2 separate regions of the Homo sapiens genome follow, and region 2 is linked to region 1. Evidence: read pairs that join two places in POLR2A ChIA-PET (ENCODE). Cell type or tissue: GM12878. All regions are shown on one strand.

Evidence for each region. ChIA-PET counts read pairs that join two places held together with the same protein. Peaks named below come from ENCODE experiments on the same cell type or tissue, not always from the same donor. Only the 100,000 strongest peaks of a DNase experiment are listed, where the experiment ranks them.
Region 2: POLR2A ChIA-PET joins it to region 1 with 6 read pairs; 2 of 35 experiments call an interaction of 5 or more read pairs at or near these places.

The regions. Positions count from the first base shown.
Region 1 is chr4:149,674,132-149,678,131 of GRCh38, forward strand. The region is part of intron 7 of IQCM (IQ motif containing M); the gene reads right to left. Among named protein-coding and RNA genes, the nearest start is that of IQCM, 140 kb to the right of the region's middle. In GM12878, no CTCF peak of the experiment used is centred here; a DNase peak (open chromatin) is centred at 2,170.
Region 2 is chr4:149,600,587-149,604,586 of GRCh38, forward strand. The region is part of intron 8 of IQCM (IQ motif containing M); the gene reads right to left. Among named protein-coding and RNA genes, the nearest start is that of IQCM, 210 kb to the right of the region's middle. In GM12878, no CTCF peak of the experiment used is centred here; no DNase peak of the experiment used is centred here.

The DNA of each region.
Region 1 (4,000 bases):
CAAAAACACACTGATGATTTTTTCCGGTGTATTTTTTATTAAAAATGAAAACAGCATACTTGAGCTCCTTAGAGCCAGATGAAAATATTTATTCTAATAAATTAGGTAACTTTCCTCATTAAGTAGAAAAAATATGATAATTGGTACAACACTTTTACAAAATAAAATGCCAGTATCTTAGTTAATCCAACAAAATATAGTAAGCCCTTTTTATGTGCCAGACATTATTCTAAAGGATTTAGTATGAACAAATCAGTCAATGCTAACTGCCTTTATGGAGATTATATTCTAGCAGGAGGAGGCAAACAATACCAGATAAGTAAAATAGGCAGTATATCTTGATATCGTAAATGCTAGAAATCAAAGAAAGAGAAGTAGATAGGTCTGGAGGATGTGGCTATGCCTATGACAGAGTAGTCAGGGATGGCCTTACTGTTAGAGAGGCCTTTGGGCGAAGCATGAAAAGAGTGATGGATTGATGCCTATAATCTCCAAAGAAAAAAACCTTTCCAGGCAGAGAGAACAACACATACACAGTTCCTGAGTTTGACATGTTAGGTTGGAAATGCCTATTAAAAATTAAAAATCCAGGTGGAAACCTTAATTAAGCAGTTGAACATGAGCTGGAGTTTTGGAGAATAACCAGTCTGGAGATAAACTTGTGGAATCATCAGCCTATTAACGGTACTTAAAGCCATGATCTGGATAAAATTACAAGAGAGTGTTGTTTAGCTAGAGAAGAAATTAAAAACTTGATATCTGGGCCTACTGTAACCACCGGGAGCCTCAGGCTCCCAGTAGGAATTTTAAAAATTGTCAGCATATAGGTGGTCTGGTTAAACAGTAGTGCTCTTCAAAGTGAGATTTTGGAAGTATTACAAAGATTGTTGTAATTTGGAAGTATTTCTAGACCATAACTATTGGAGAATGTATGTATTATGATGGAGGGCAAAATCATGGGAGGAAAAGAGCTCAAGGAGTAGAAAAGTGAATGGATTAAAATATGATATCTATCCAAGATAAATATCACCAAAAACTATGAAAAGATTAGTGTTACAGAAATTGACAAGGATCCAGGGTCTACATTTCTTTAAAGATATGCAAGAATAGATACAAATCAATAGATTACTATAAGGAGAGGATATAGTTTGATGACATGAGATTCAAAGCTGAGCATGCTAGGGAAGACAAAGGGAGAATGGTTTGGAAACAGCAATGAGGAGCAAGGAGGAAACCACCCCACCACCAGTCTCAGAGGTATGAGACATGGGAGGAAAAAAAACCAGCACCACCTGAAAGGGTGGCAGGGGAAGAAATGTCTTCAGGGCACAGGTTTCAGTTAGGCCAGGAAGGGGAAGGAAACATTCAGATGAGGTTAAGGATTCTGAGTTTTTGCTGGCTATGAATTCAGGGAGCATAATGGATGAATTTCAGGAGTGGGAGGTTTGAGGGGTGACATCAGAAAAGAAGATATACAAAATTATATAGAGTGGGGTTTTAGTGATCGCAGGTACCCTGGAAGTCCTAGGTGTCTTGTGGAGACTGAGGTAGACACAGCTTAAATACATAATGAGATCCGTCTTAAGAGTCTGAAGGCTGTCAACTTGGCAAGTAGAGAGAAATAAAGAATCTTGCCAGGAGCTGACTTTAGGGGATCCCTCCTCTCTCCTGCCAATGACTATGTAGAGATGTTTTTAATATCTGAGAAGCAGCCATCCAGAAAGAGGAAATTTTCTAACTTTTTATCTCTTTGAGGGCCATTTCATTCTTTCCTTGAGGATTACAGATGATGAAACTAAGCCCAGAGCTTTGAAGAGGTTTGCGCCAGGCCACACAGAGAGTTGGTTATTATGTAGAGCATTATTAGCTTTTTTTCTTTTGAAAAAGTCTCTTAAAGTGTTTCTCTTAACAAAAGAGTTTCTGTTTCTGCCATGGGTCTGTTTCCTTACAAAAGCTTTACAATGATCAGTAAAATGAACACTTGAGGAATATCAATTTAAGAGTGACCTACCAAATGTATCAAAATAGAAGAGCAAAAGGCAGAGTCAAGGTCTCTAGCAGGATAACAGTGACAATAGCAAAAATAGCAGACTCCACGAAGGGCTACAGTTATTGTATTTACACAAGACCATAAACCTCACTTCCACTTCCTGAATTCACAATGTGATAGCGAAAGTCAGTCAATGTTGTGATGGGGTATGTCTTGTGATTACAGTAATATGTCCTTTAGGACAGGACCAAAGCTAAGTAATCAAACAACATGTTTTTTAGTATATTATGCATTAAAATTTATATGAATGTAGGAAGTTGCGACTAATTATGGTAGCTCAATTTTATTAAGCACCAGGAGGTACACTATGCACTTGACAAGCATTATCTAAACACTTTGAGGTTGGAATTGGTATTATCCCCCCTCTACCCAATGAAGAAATTGAGTCACAGTGCAATTAAGTAACTTGGATAAGATTTGACGCTAGAAACTGGCAAAGCCAGAATTCTAACCTAATTAGAGTAACTTCAGTGCTGTCACTATTAATCACTATACCATACTGCTTTAAAAGGCAAGGCTTCAAAAGGAAATAGATAGATAATTTTTTAAGCAAACGGATAGAAATCATAACTTGCCTTATATCTTATGTTCTAATATCCTTTTCTTTTTCCTTTAATAAGAATAATTCTTTATTCTAAAGAAGAATTGAGGACCTCCAGTTCCAAAATGGCAGCAGAGAAGCAAGCTAGCATAACCCCCTAGAAAACCATAAACAAATATACAGTGCCAAGATTATTACCAGAAATATACCAGAATTCAAACACAAAAATTATGAACACAAGTCAGTTCTTGGGGCCACAAAAAAGTGAAAAAACTTCATGTAGGCAGTAAGAAAATTGGCACATCCACAATGCCTCACTCCACATTCTTCCTGGCACCAAGTATGCAAAAAATACTCCCCAAAATCACTGTTTTGACACTGGAAAAGTGAGATCAAAGTGAACGAAGAGCTTATTCACCATCTTGGGTTCTCTGACAGGAGATCTGTCCCTCCCCTGGCCCATAAGAAGCATCATTAGTGCCTGAAAGGAGAAATATCCCTGAGGACAGGTAGAGACAAAGTAGGGATGCAGGACTACTATCTCCAGCTCTGGAAACTGCTCTACAACTTGGCCAAAGGCCAAATAAGAGTGGCTTTTAAGCAGCATCACACTCCAGGAGCATGGGCACAAACCTTTGCCAGCCTATCCCACTGCTGAGGTATCCCCATTGGGACTTCCTGCACTTGGGAAGAGTAGCACTCCAAACACTTGCTAGAGCTGAGACAAATCTGGGCTTAAGGTGCCATCTAGAACTGAAAAGGAGGCAGTTGCCTGACAGTAAAGAACCTATAAGCAAATATATCCAATAAAAAAATAAAAGAAGCAAGACAGAGAAGACAACAATAAATAAAATAATAATTAAATAAGACCAAATTAATCTTACAATGCAAAGACATAGATGTACATCCACAAGTAACAACCACAAACAGGGAACCATGATTTCCCCAAGCATACAAAGCAAAGATTTAGCAACTGACCCTAATGAAACAGCAATTGGTGAGCTCTTCGACCAAGAACCAAAAATAGTAGTTTTAAAGAAACTTGGTGATCTCCCAGATAACACAAGAAAACAATCCAGAAAACTTATTAGAGAAATTTAACAAAGAGATTGAAATAATTTTTTTAAATTAAACAGAAATCTAGAAACTGATAAATATATTTGCTGAACTGAAAAATTCATTAGAAGCTCTCAACAGAAAGGATCAAGAAGAGCAAAGAATTAGTGAGCTCAAATACAGACTATTTGAAAATACATGGAGAAGAAAAAGAAAAAAGAATGAAAAGCAAGAAAGATCACCTAAAAGATATAGAAAATTACCTCAAAAGACCAAATCTAAGAATTATTGGTGCTTAAGAGGGAGGTCAGCAAGAGCAAAGGGTAGAAAGCTTATTCAAGGAAATAACAGAA
Region 2 (4,000 bases), 74 kb before region 1:
GGGAGTCTCTGGGAATTAATCTTAATGGGATTTACAGCTGCCTATCAAAGGCACTGGGGTCAAAGGCTGCCCTAGCCTCCCAATTACAACTTGACTATCACTCCTTGTTTGGAGGACTCTGATGGAGAATTATCTAAAAGAATGATTCTCAAACTTCAATGTGCTTATAAATCACCACGGATCTGATTCCTAGAGACTCAGGATATGCTTACATAAATATATCAGTTTGTTGAAACTGTCCAGATTAATCCATCTGGGTGAAAGCTCTATTATCCAAATACCTAGAAAATTTTTTCAGGACAATTTTGACATCAACTGTGGTCCTATTTCATTATTTGAGAATGTATTTCTAATATCTTTGATTGGGTATTATCTCATTCCTCAACTTTCACAGAGAAATGGCATTCCTACCCCACACAATGACTAAATTCATAGAATTTCTGCACTTCAGGTATTTATCAGGAAAAAAATTACCTCGTACACATTGTCACTACTTATAAAAAGCTCACTTAATGTGAATAATTTATGGAGAATCTTTTAAAACAGTGTTTCTCAAACTTTAAAGTGCTTATAAATCACTACAGATCTTCTGATTCAATAGATCGGGCTGGGACCTAAGATTAGAAGATTAGAATCTTTCTAACAAATTCCTAGGTGATAACAATGCTACTGACCCATGGACAACACATAGAGTAGACAGGGCCAAAAATACATTCCTCCATTCCTCAAGATACCTTCAAATCTATCTCTGATTGAAACTAAGCCAGCATGTAGGTAAACTTAAACAATGACACAATGAAACAAAACAGTTGTGCTACCATTTAGGGAGAAACAGCAAGAAGAAAAGGCTGTACATGTTCAGTACAGATGCAATTTAAAAATATGTATATTTTTGATCTGCATTTGGTTGAATCCATAGATGCAGAACCTATGGATAAGGACGACCAACTGTTCTAGGATAATATTGTTTCCACACCACCTCCACAACAACCAACACCTCTAAGCCCTCCCATCCCTGAAAAAGTGCTTTCACCAAATTGTACTTCAGGCTTATAAATAAAATGAGGGTCAACATTTAGTATACTACTACATTTTATGAAAGTATATGTTTTAGTACATTACAGTCAACCCTTCATCTGGTTCTGCATCTGCAGATTCAACCAACATTGGATTAGAAATATGTTTTATATGGCCTGGCGCGGTGGCTCATGCCTGTAATCCCAGCACTTTGAGAGGCCAAGGCAGGCAGATCCCAAGATCGAGACCATCCTGGCTAACACGGTGAAACCCCGTCTCTACTAAAAATACAAAAACAAAATTAGTCAGGCGTGGTGGCTGTCGCCTGTAGTCTGAGCTACTTGGGAGGCTGAGGCGGGAGAATGGCGTGAACCCGGGAGGCGGAGCTTACAGTGAGCCAAGATTGTGCCACTGCGCTCCAGCCTGGGCGACAAAAAAAAAAAAAAAAAAAAGAAAAAATATGCTTTTTACTAAACAACGAGAAATTAGAATACATCAATAAAAATATACAAGGAAAAAACAATACAGTATAAAAACTATTTACATGCTATTTACATCATATTATGTATTATAAGTAAGCTAGAGATGATGTAAAGTATAGGGGAGGGCTTGTACAGATTATACAAAAAATAGTATGCCACTTTACATAAGGAATTTGAACATTACTGGAATTTGGTATCTGCTGAATATCAATTCAGAACCTCGAATACTAATTTGGATACTGGAACCAATCCCCTATGCATATAGTGAGATAACTGTATTCATTACATTTATTTCATAGTACCCTCTTTATTATCATCTACATGACACATATTTCTGGTTTGTTTGCGTTTATTTTATGGAAACACTCTGAATCAAGTGACCAAAAACTTACCCTCTTTTATTAATTGCTAAAATGTCCACGGCCAAATTTATGGCCTTCTTATTACAAACATCTAATATACCAAATTCTGAATCTGTATACTTACCTAAATCTTAATTTCTTATTTTCTATTTTCTTTTCCATAACCCCTGATGTCTTCATTTATGTAATATTTCATGTTGTATAGATTTTTATAAGGTATCATAAATTATTCATGAAATAATGTAATAAATTTTTAAATAACTTAATAAAGTTAATAATAGCTATAATATAGTAAGTCCTTACTATAACCCACTAATACCATGCTAAGCCCTTTTCATATATGATTATCTATTTTTTGTTGATTATCAGTTTGTCCTTTTTTATGCACTCTTGTTTTGGAATAGAAGAAGCAATAAAAATCCAAAAAATTCAAAACCAACACTATTTAGAGGGCAATTTAACCATATATAACAAAATACAAAGGAAAAAGGTAGGAGTAGGAGAGGTACCAAAAATTCCACTGCAAGGAATTTATTGTAAAAAATTAAATCTACAATAACTTAACTACAAATATAGTGTACTACATTTTGCCAAAGCTCTGTTCAATTGCCAAATAACCAAAAAACAAGTTATTTCCATAAATAGGATATTGCTGTCATTTATTTCATGGTAAGAAATATATTAATCTATATAGAAAGGTTAATTTGAAAAAATAGTGGCCACTAAGTATTGTTATAGTAATTATGGTTGATTTTCTCTTTATTTTGCTCATCTGAGTTTTCTTCAAAATATAAGTATTGAAAGCATAATTTTAAAAAATCTTAACACATGATAAAAGACAAATGTTAAAAGGCAAAGGTTAAAAGTTATCTTACATGTTTGGTTCAAGAGTAAAACTGGAATCAGATTAGGAATCAATCACTGAGGACTCAACTGTCTTAAAATAATCTTTCATCATTGATATGGCATCAATTGTTTTATAATTTCCTAACACAACAACTTGGTGTAGCCTCTTAATTACTACCAACCAGGTCTCACCATTTGTGACCTATTCTTCATTACTAGGATCCCCTAAGAGTCACAGTTTTGGGTTTGTGTCCCTATGATAGACTCAATCCTTCCATCTAGCCAATGCAACATGCCTTGCCTGTGGTAGAAAAAGTGGTCTTCTAATGAGTGTTAGAGGGTGTTAGAAAATAGAAAAAGAGAAATCAACAAGAAAACTCCCTGACAAAATGAGAATGGCCACTGATTTCAGAGAAGAGGAATAGTTAAAAAAAAAAAGTCAACTTCAGAACAAAGAAATTAAGGACTGTATGAGTCTTTGTTGTCAATATAGAAAAAAAAATTACAGCAAAATGTAGACAACATCCTAAATTCAGCATTTTTACCCTTTTTCCTCTTCTTAATATTATAGCTGTGTTTTTCACTGCTTTTGAACTATGTGTATATGCACACCTGTGACATGTGCGTCCTCATCTCCTTATCTTTCCTAGTCTCCTTCACCAACTACTGCCACCACTACTGTTATTATTAGTACTACTGCTGCAAGTCTACAATTCTAAGACTCTGAAATGTATAAAAAGCTCTGAAAACCAAAAAAGTTTTCATAATATATATAAAGGTAAAACTTAACACCTGATTTTGGGTGGCAAAACCTGACCTAAGCTGACCAACACAAGGCCTATATAGTGGCCTCTATCTACCACTTGATGAGAATATGCATATGCTACAAATATTAGCAAGTGTAATTACTGGTTTGATTGTGAATCCACTTATCTTCTTACCTTTCTAAAATTTTAAATTTTCAGAATTCTTACATATGTGTAGGCCCAAGAGTTTCAAATAAAGGATTATATATCTACACAACTAATATAAGCTGTAACTATTACCACTGCTGCTGCATGTGTTATAAAACTTTGCCTTTATGTAGCTCTATATTTGTTATTGCAGATCATTCTAACAGCTCATCAGCCTAAAGGTATATAACTAAAGATCCATCTATTGTTTAATGAATACATGACTTTTAAAACATTTTACCTGATCATTTAAAAAAAATACTGCAAATTTAAACCAACACAATATTAACAGCCACAATATCCAAAGCCTGTGGCCATAACCCTGGCTACTAGAACTTTC